Regions from separate parts of the Homo sapiens genome. Here region 2 is linked to region 1. A link is an interaction called in ENCODE POLR2A ChIA-PET data of the cell type or tissue named here. Cell type or tissue: PC-9. All regions are shown on one strand. Region 1 overlaps COMMD7 (COMM domain containing 7). Region 2 overlaps NOL4L (nucleolar protein 4 like).

Region 1 (4,000 bases):
TTTTAGTAGAGACGGGGTTTCGCCATGTTGGCCAGGCTGATCTCAAACTCCTGACCTCAGGTGATCCGCCCGCCTCAGCCACCAAAGTGCTGGGATTACAGATGTGAGCCACCGCGTCCGACCTTCTTTTTTCTTTTTTTTTGAGATGGAATCTCACTCTGTCGCCCAGGCTGGAGTGCAGTGGCGCGATCTCGGCTCACTGCAAGCTCCACCTCCCAGGTTCATGCCATTCTCCTGCCTCAGCCTCCCGAGTAGCTGGGACTACAGGCGCCCACTTCCAAGACCGGCTAATTTTTTTGTATTTTTAGTAGAGGGTTTAGAGACAGGGTTTCACCGTGTTAGCCAGGATGGTCTAGATCTCATGACCTCGTGATCCACCCACCTCCGCCTCCCAAAGTGCTGGGATTACAGGCTTGAGCCATGGTGCCAGGCCTCTTTTTTTCTTTTTAAATTTAAATGTATTATTATGATTTGTAGAGATGGGCTCTCACTATGTTGCCTGAACATAATGCTTGTCTCCTGGGATCAAGCGGTCCTCCTGCCTCAGCCTCCCAAAGTGCTGGCATTACAGGCATGAGCCACTGTGACTTGCCAAAACATTTACTTTTTGGAACATACCTAAAGGATATACTTCATGGAATGGAATTACTAGGTCGAGGGGTATAATCACTTTAAAAATTTGATGCCGGTTGGGTGTGGTTGGTCAAACCTATAATCCCAGTTCTTAGGGAGGGTGAGGCAGGAGGATTGCTTGAGCCCAGGAGTTCCAGATGAGCTGGGGCAACATTGTGAGACCCTGTCTCTACAAAATATAAAAAAATTAGCCCAATGTGGATGTGGTGGCATGTGCCTGTAATCTCAGCTACTCAGCAGACTGAGGTGGGAGGATTGCTTTGAACCCAAGAGGTTGGAGGCTCCAGCGAGCCGTGATTGCGCCACTGCACTCCAGTCTGGGCGACAGAGCCAGACTCTGCCTCAAAAAAATACAAGTTAGATGCACATTGTGAAATTGCCCCTAGAAAGGTCACCCCAGTGTATCCTATTATCAGTCATGCAGGAACCTGTCTGCTTCCTTGTACTTTCACCAGCACTGGTGTCCTAGTCAAACTTTTGGGTTTGCAGATCTGATAAGTGAAAAATAGTATATTCTGGTTTTACTGATTTGCATTTCTCTAGTCTGGAATGACCTTGTGCATCTCTTCCTAAGTTTACTGGGGAGAATCCTTAAGATTTTGAGATGCATGCATAGATAGCCATGGGTGGGTGAGCATTCCAGAGGGAGGCACCTATGCAATTGCAAAGGCAAAGCATTGCGGGGAGTGTTTAGGAAAGATTTATTCAGCAAATACTGTGCACTTACAGTATTTAAGTTGCTGTGAAGCTGCAATGCCATATAAGGAAACTTCTCTTCTAAGACATGTTTGTGTTCCTTATCAGAGTTGAAAATTGTAGGTGGCCCCAGGGAGCCTCAGAAGTTGAGAATCTGGGTAGGTCCCTTTCTTGTTGGGAGTGTCATGGTTTCTTGGCAGGGCTTTGGAGGATAAGGAGGGCTTGGGAAGGGAGAGATAGGGACGAGGGATCAATAACACATTCTTGCACTGTCGCTCAGGCTGGATTGCAGTGGCGCAATCATAGTTTGCTGCAGCCTCAAGCTCCTGGGCTCAAGCAATCCTTCCACCTCAGCCTCCAGAGTAGCTAGAACTACAGGTGCATACCACCATGCTTGACTAATTTATTTTTATTTTTTATTTTTATTTTTTGAGCTAGGATCTTGTTCTGTCACTCAGGCTGGAGTTCAGTGGTGTGATCATGACTCACTGCAGCTTGGAATGCCTGGGCTGAAGCAATCCTCCTGCCTCAGCCTCCTGAGTAGCTAGGACTACAGGAGCATGCCACCTTGCCTGGCTAATTTTTAAATTTTTTTATGCAGATTGCCCAAGCTGGTCTCGAACTCCTGGCCTCAAGCAATCCTCTCACTTTGGCCTCCCAGAGTGCTGGGATTACAGGCATGAGCCACCACACCCAGTTTCGTTTTCTTTTAAAATAGAATACATTTTTGAATAAAATAATACAGAGTCCTGACAGATGTGTAGAGTTTAATGTGTCATAGCAGAAGGGATAGGTGCATTTAACATACTACACATACAACTTTGGGGGTTTTAAGCTGAAGTATCTGCCTATAATCTTTTTCTTTTTTTATATATTGCTTCTAGAAGGTGGATCAAATGGTATAGTGACTCTAATTATGACTCTAACTGTAGCTACCATTTGTTTAGCGTCCAGCCTGGCTCTGTGCTAGAGGCTCTGCATGTGTTACTGTTAGTATTGGAAGCTGTGTATTCTTACCTTTGTTTTCCTCGTGGGGACTGGGACACAGATGCTAAACGGCTTGACCAAATTCACAAGAGTAGTCAACGGAGAACACTGATTGAACTGGGTCTTTTAAACCCTGGCATCCTGGTTTTCCCCACTATGCCATACACAGTGGGCTTTTTGTTGTTGTTGTTGTTGTTGTTGTTTTTTGAAACGGAGTCTCGCTCTGTCACCCAGGCTGGAGTGCAGTGGCATGATCTCCACTCACTGCAACCTCCGCCTCCCAGGTTCAAGCAATTCTTCTGCCTCAGCCTCCTGAGTAGCTAGGATTACAGGCACGCACCACCACGCCTGGCTAATTTTTGTATTCTTAGTAGAGACGGGGTTTCACCATGTTGGTCAGGCTGGTCTTGAACTCCCGACCTCAAATGATCCGCCAACCTCAGCCTCTGAAAGTGCTGGGATTACATGCGTGAGCCACCGCGTCCAGCCCATACACACTGTTCACAGGGAGGGACATGAGAAAGTAATGATCTGTGTCTCAGTCAGCTCAGGCCAGGGAGGGACATGAGAAAGTAATGATCTGTGTCTCAGTCAGCTCAGGCCAGGGAGGGACATGATAAAGTAATGATCTGTGTCTCAGTCAGCTCAGGCTGCCATAACAAAATACCTGGGCAGCTGGTATTTTGTTAAGGCAAAATATCATAGACTGGTTGGCTCCAACAGCAGACATTTCTTTCTTTCTTTTTTTTGAGACAGAGTCTCAATCTGTCGTCCAGGCTGGTGTACAGTGGCATGATCACAGCTCACTGCAACCCCTGCCTCCTGGATTCAAGTGAGTCTCCTGCCACAGCCTCCCAAGTAGCTGGGATTACAAGTACACGCCACCACGCCTGGCTAATTTTTTTTTGTTTTTTGTTTTAGTAGAGACGGGGTTTCACTATGCTGGCCAGGCTGGTCTCAAACTCCTGACCTCGTGATCCACTCACTTCAGCCTCCCAAAGTGCTGGGATTACAGGTGTGAGCCACTATGCCCAGCCCAGACATTTATTTCTAACAGTTCTGCTTGCTCGGAAGTACAAGATCAAGTGCCAGCCAGTGTGATTCCTGGCTTGTAGATGACTCCCTCCTTCCTTTTTTTTTTTTTTAAGAGGTGGGGTCTTGCTGTGTTGCCCAGGCAGATCTCAAACTCACAGCCTCAAGCAATCCTCCCATCTTGGTCTCCCAAAATGCTGGGATTACAGGCGTGAGCCACTGCACCTGGCCTCTTCCTCTTCTTATAAGGGCCCCAGCCCTAGGCTGGGCACGGTGGGTCATACCTATAATCCCAGCACTTTGGGAGGCTGAGGCAGGTGGATCACTTGAGGTGAGGAGTTCGAGACCAGCCTGGCCAATATGGTGAAACCCGTCTCTACTAAAAATACAAAAATTATCCAGGTGTGGTGGCAGGCACCTGTAATCCCAGCTGCTCGGGAGGCTGAGGCAGGAGAATTGCTTGAACTCAGAAGGTGGAGGTTGCAGTGAGCCAACATCACACCACTGCACTCCAGCCTGGGCAACAGAGTGAGACTCCATCTAAAAAAAAAAAAAAAAAAAATCAAAATAAGCGCCCCCAGCCCTATGGGGCTAGCATCTCACTCTTATGACCTCATTTAACCTTTATCATCTAACAGGCCCTGTCTTCAAA
Region 2 (4,000 bases), 240 kb after region 1:
GCAGCATCCCGGGCCCCAGAGCCTTGGGCCATCATCCACACCGGAGCTGTGGGCTCTGTCATGAAGGGACTGCAGGCCTAGGCAGAAGGTGCTGCCTGCCTCTTTCTCTTGGTAACCTGCCCGTTTCCCTGCATGGCTTCCTTGGACCGAGTGAACGTAAGTTAGTCTCACACCCCCACAGCCTGTGGAGGGTCCTTACCTCTCCTCACCTGCCGGAGAGCCAGCTAGAGTTTCATCCCTTCAGGCTTCCAAGGCCAGCCTCCTTCCAAGGCTTGTATGGAGAAGCCCTGGGGTCCATCCCAAGGCAGGGCCTCACAGCAGTCCTAGCCCATTCCCAGGTCTTGGCCCAAGGGAAATCTCTGGCTGCATCTGACTCGCACTGGTGGATTCCTCCTGCTCTGCTGGAGGTCGGTGAAGCGCAGCACCACGTGGCCTGGCTCAGTGGTCTCACCTTAGCAGGGCCCACCACACACCCTGGAGACCCACACATCTTGGTCCAGCACAGCCAGCAGCTTCTAGCTCCATGATTGTGGACGTGTCACCTGCTCTCTGAGTGCCAGTTTCTCCACTCTTGGGTGACTGGGTGAGTCACTTAATCTTCTCCCAGAAGCCCCTAGTCTTCATGTGCACAATGGCAAATGAATATCAACCTTGTTATTTGGTGGATTAAATAAGATAACACATACACACTGCCCAGCACAGGTGCCTGGTGTCCAGTGGGTTGCAGTAATCGACTACAGCGAGCTCCAGGCTGCTTAGCCATGGAAGCTGACCTGGCTTGCTGTTTCCCCTTTTGAAACTTCTACTGAAGCATAATGCACATTCAGAAAAGAGCACGCATCACTCAGTTTCACAGCTCAGCCAAGTTCACAAACTGACCCCACCTCCTGTGACCCATGTCCAGATCAAGAAACAAAACATCAGCACCACCCTAAAGACCCTTTGTGCTCCCTCTAGTCACTGCCCCTGGGCCAGGGTGACCACTGACCTGACTTCTAGGAGCATACATTGATTTTGCCTGTTCTAGAACTTTATAGAAATGGAATTGTACAGCATGTGCTCGTTTGCTCACAAGCATAAGTGTGTGAGCATCATCTGTGTTATGGCATGCGTCAGTAGTTTGTTTCTTTTTATGGCTGAGTAATATTTCATGGTATGGGGGGCCCACAATGTATCCATCCTTCATTGGTGGACAGTTGGGAGCTGTTGTGAATAGTGCTGCTATGACCAGCCTACCAGTCTGCTATGTGTTCTTTCTTCTTTCTGTCTTTCGAGACAGGGTCATGCTCTGTGGCCCAGGCTAGAATGCAGTGGCACAATCACAGCTCACTGCAGCCTTGATCTCCCAGGCTCAAGCAATCCTCCCACCTCAGCCTCCACAGTAGCTGGGACTACGGGTGCATGCCATCATGCACAGCTAAATTCTTTTTGCAGAGACAGGGTCTTGCTATGTTGCCCAGGCTTATCTCGAACTCCAGACTTCAAGTGATCCTCCCACCTCAGCCTCCCAAAGTGCTGGGATTATGGGTGTGAGCCACCATGCCCAGCCTACTGTGTGTTCTTTAGGGAACATCTGTGTTCATTTTATTGTGTACACACCTGCAAGTAGAAATGCAGGGTTGTGGCTGGCCTTGGTAGTTTCTCTGAGCCTCTCCAAGGGCACCAGGAAAGAAGGGAGGGAAAAGAGGCATGTGCATGCCCCATGGGAGTTACAAAGTGTGGCCCGTGTCCAGGATGGCCCGCTTCATTCTGAGCTCTATCGAAGACTTCAGAGCTGTGCTGGCAGTGGGCAGGAAGGGGCCCGAGTGAGGCAGTGATGCATCCCTACTGTGTGCAGGGTAACTCTTCTAAGAACCTGTCCCAGCCCTCAGAGCGAATGGCCCAGTTCGGAAAATGAAGTTAATGCAGGAAACAGAAAGTACCACAAACGCGTCAGTTCAGAGCCAGCTGGGCGGCAGTCTGTGGAGGGATCTTGATTTGGCTGAGGTGGAAGGTGTCTTTGTTGACAGCCCAGGCACCTTTCCACCTCATGAACACCCATTCATCCTTCAGTGCCCAACTTAAATGTCACCTCCTCAGTGGAGCCCTCCCAGATCTGCTACTTCCTTCTCACACCCTGGGGACTTCCTTCCTAGAATGTTTCAGGACTATCAAGTACAAACTGGAATACACCGCCCATGACCAGCATGCAGATCAGGATCCCATGACATCACTTGTTTAATCTCTCTCTCCCCTGCTGGCCTGGAGGCTCCCTATGGTCAACCCTGAGTCTGTATTGTACATTGCCATGTCACCTGCACTTGTCATGGCGCCTGGTGTGTGGTAGTGGCTCTGTACATATGTGTGGAAGGAACACAGGCCTAAAAACATGTGTGGTCAAAGGCATGGAGGGGTCGCACATGGGTGACTAGGGGACAAAAGATGGCGAGTCCGTCTGCTACAGAGTTCCCAGAGAGGAACAGAAGGAAATAAGGCCAGCAGGCCAGTGGGGCCTCCAACGCCAGACCAGAGAGAGCTATAACTCGATTCCGCCGGTGACTGGGAGTTATTGAAGGTTTTGGAATAGGAGAGCGACATGACCAGAATTAACTGATGACATTTTAAAGCAAGACTTTTTGAAAAGGAGAATAATGAAATTGTAATTTTTACCTTTTATCATGGTTTTCAGGAGAATGTATTTCAACAAGTCAGGCTCAGTTAGTTGTATTCGTAATGGAAAATTTATCTAAATAGAGAAGAATGAGGAAATAGTATTGGACTGTTTCTCCTAGATTTCAGCAAAGGTGTCAAACTGACTGTGAGGTTGCAGGCAGCTATGCAAAAATCAGTTAATATAAAGAATAAATGGATAGTCAGCGCTATGGCCCAGCCCACAGGTCAGGTGTTTTGAATCCAGGCACTTGTGAAGCCCTGGATTCTCCACATCCTCCTCTTCCAGCCGGATGCCTCCCTACTTTCCACCTGTCGCAAGCCTCCCAACTTCTTTGATTCACAGTAAATGTCATCTCTTCCAGGAACCTTCCCTCTCACCCCCCAGTCCCCCAGGAGAAACATCTCTCCTTTCTCCATAAATATGCTGTACCTAGAGTACCCCTTGGCTGTGACACTGTTTCAATTATTTTTGTTATGGTGTGAGCAGGGACAGTTTATGGGGTAGAGATGGATGCTAGCCCTACCTAGTAGGAAAACATATATATACATAATGTGTGTATATACATATATATATGTGTATATATATTTTTTTTTTTTTTTTTGAGATGGAGTCTCTCTCTGTCACCCAGGCTGGAGTGCAGTGGCATGATCCCGGCTTACTGCAGCCTCCCCTTCCTGGGTTCAAGCGATTCTCCTGCCTCAGCCTCCCCAGTAGCTAGGACTACAGACACGCACCACCACGCCCAGCTAATTTTTGTATTTTTAGTAGAGACAGGGTTTTACCATGTTGGCCAGGCTGGTCTCAAACTCATGACCTGAAGTGATCTGCCCACCTCGGCTTCGCAAAATGCTGGGATTACAGGCGTGAGTCACCATGCCAGGCCAGAAAACTTATTTACTTATTTATTTATTTATTTATTTGAGAGGGAGTCTCACTCTGTCACCCAGGCTGGAGTGCAGTGGCATGATCTCGGCTAACCGCAAGCTCTGCCTCCCAGGTTCACACCATTCTCCTGCCTCGGCCTCCCAAAGTGCTGGGATTACAGGCGTGAGCCACTGCGCCCGGCCCAGAAAACATATTTTAAAGCCATAATACTGAGACAGGAATAGGTCAACAGAATATAATACAAATCCACACATAATAGAAAATTAGTATAAGATGACATTTCCAATTAGTGGATAAAGATGAGTTATTTAAAAGATGATATTTAGGCCAGGTGCAGTGGCACATGCCTGTAATTCCAGCACTTTGGGAGGCTAAGGCAGGAGGATTGCTTGAGTCCAGGGGATTGAGCCTGCAGTGAGCCAAGATCATGCCACTGCACTTCAGTCTGGGTAACAGAGTGAG

Evidence for each region. Peaks named below come from ENCODE experiments on the same cell type or tissue, not always from the same donor. Only the 100,000 strongest peaks of a DNase experiment are listed, where the experiment ranks them.
Region 2: POLR2A ChIA-PET joins it to region 1 with 6 read pairs; 3 of 35 experiments call an interaction of 5 or more read pairs at or near these places.

The regions. Positions count from the first base shown.
Region 1 is chr20:32,729,078-32,733,077 of GRCh38, reverse strand. The region is part of intron 1 of COMMD7 (COMM domain containing 7); the gene reads left to right. Among named protein-coding and RNA genes, the nearest start is that of COMMD7, 12 kb to the left of the region's middle. RefSeq lists an enhancer at 1-285 and a silencer at 1,362-1,656. In PC-9, no CTCF peak of the experiment used is centred here; DNase peaks (open chromatin) are centred at 1,027, 1,577 and 1,597; H3K27ac peaks cover 2,384 bases.
Region 2 is chr20:32,489,383-32,493,382 of GRCh38, reverse strand. The region is part of intron 4 of NOL4L (nucleolar protein 4 like); the gene reads left to right. Among named protein-coding and RNA genes, the nearest start is that of NOL4L-AS1, 70 kb to the left of the region's middle. In PC-9, no CTCF peak of the experiment used is centred here; no DNase peak of the experiment used is centred here.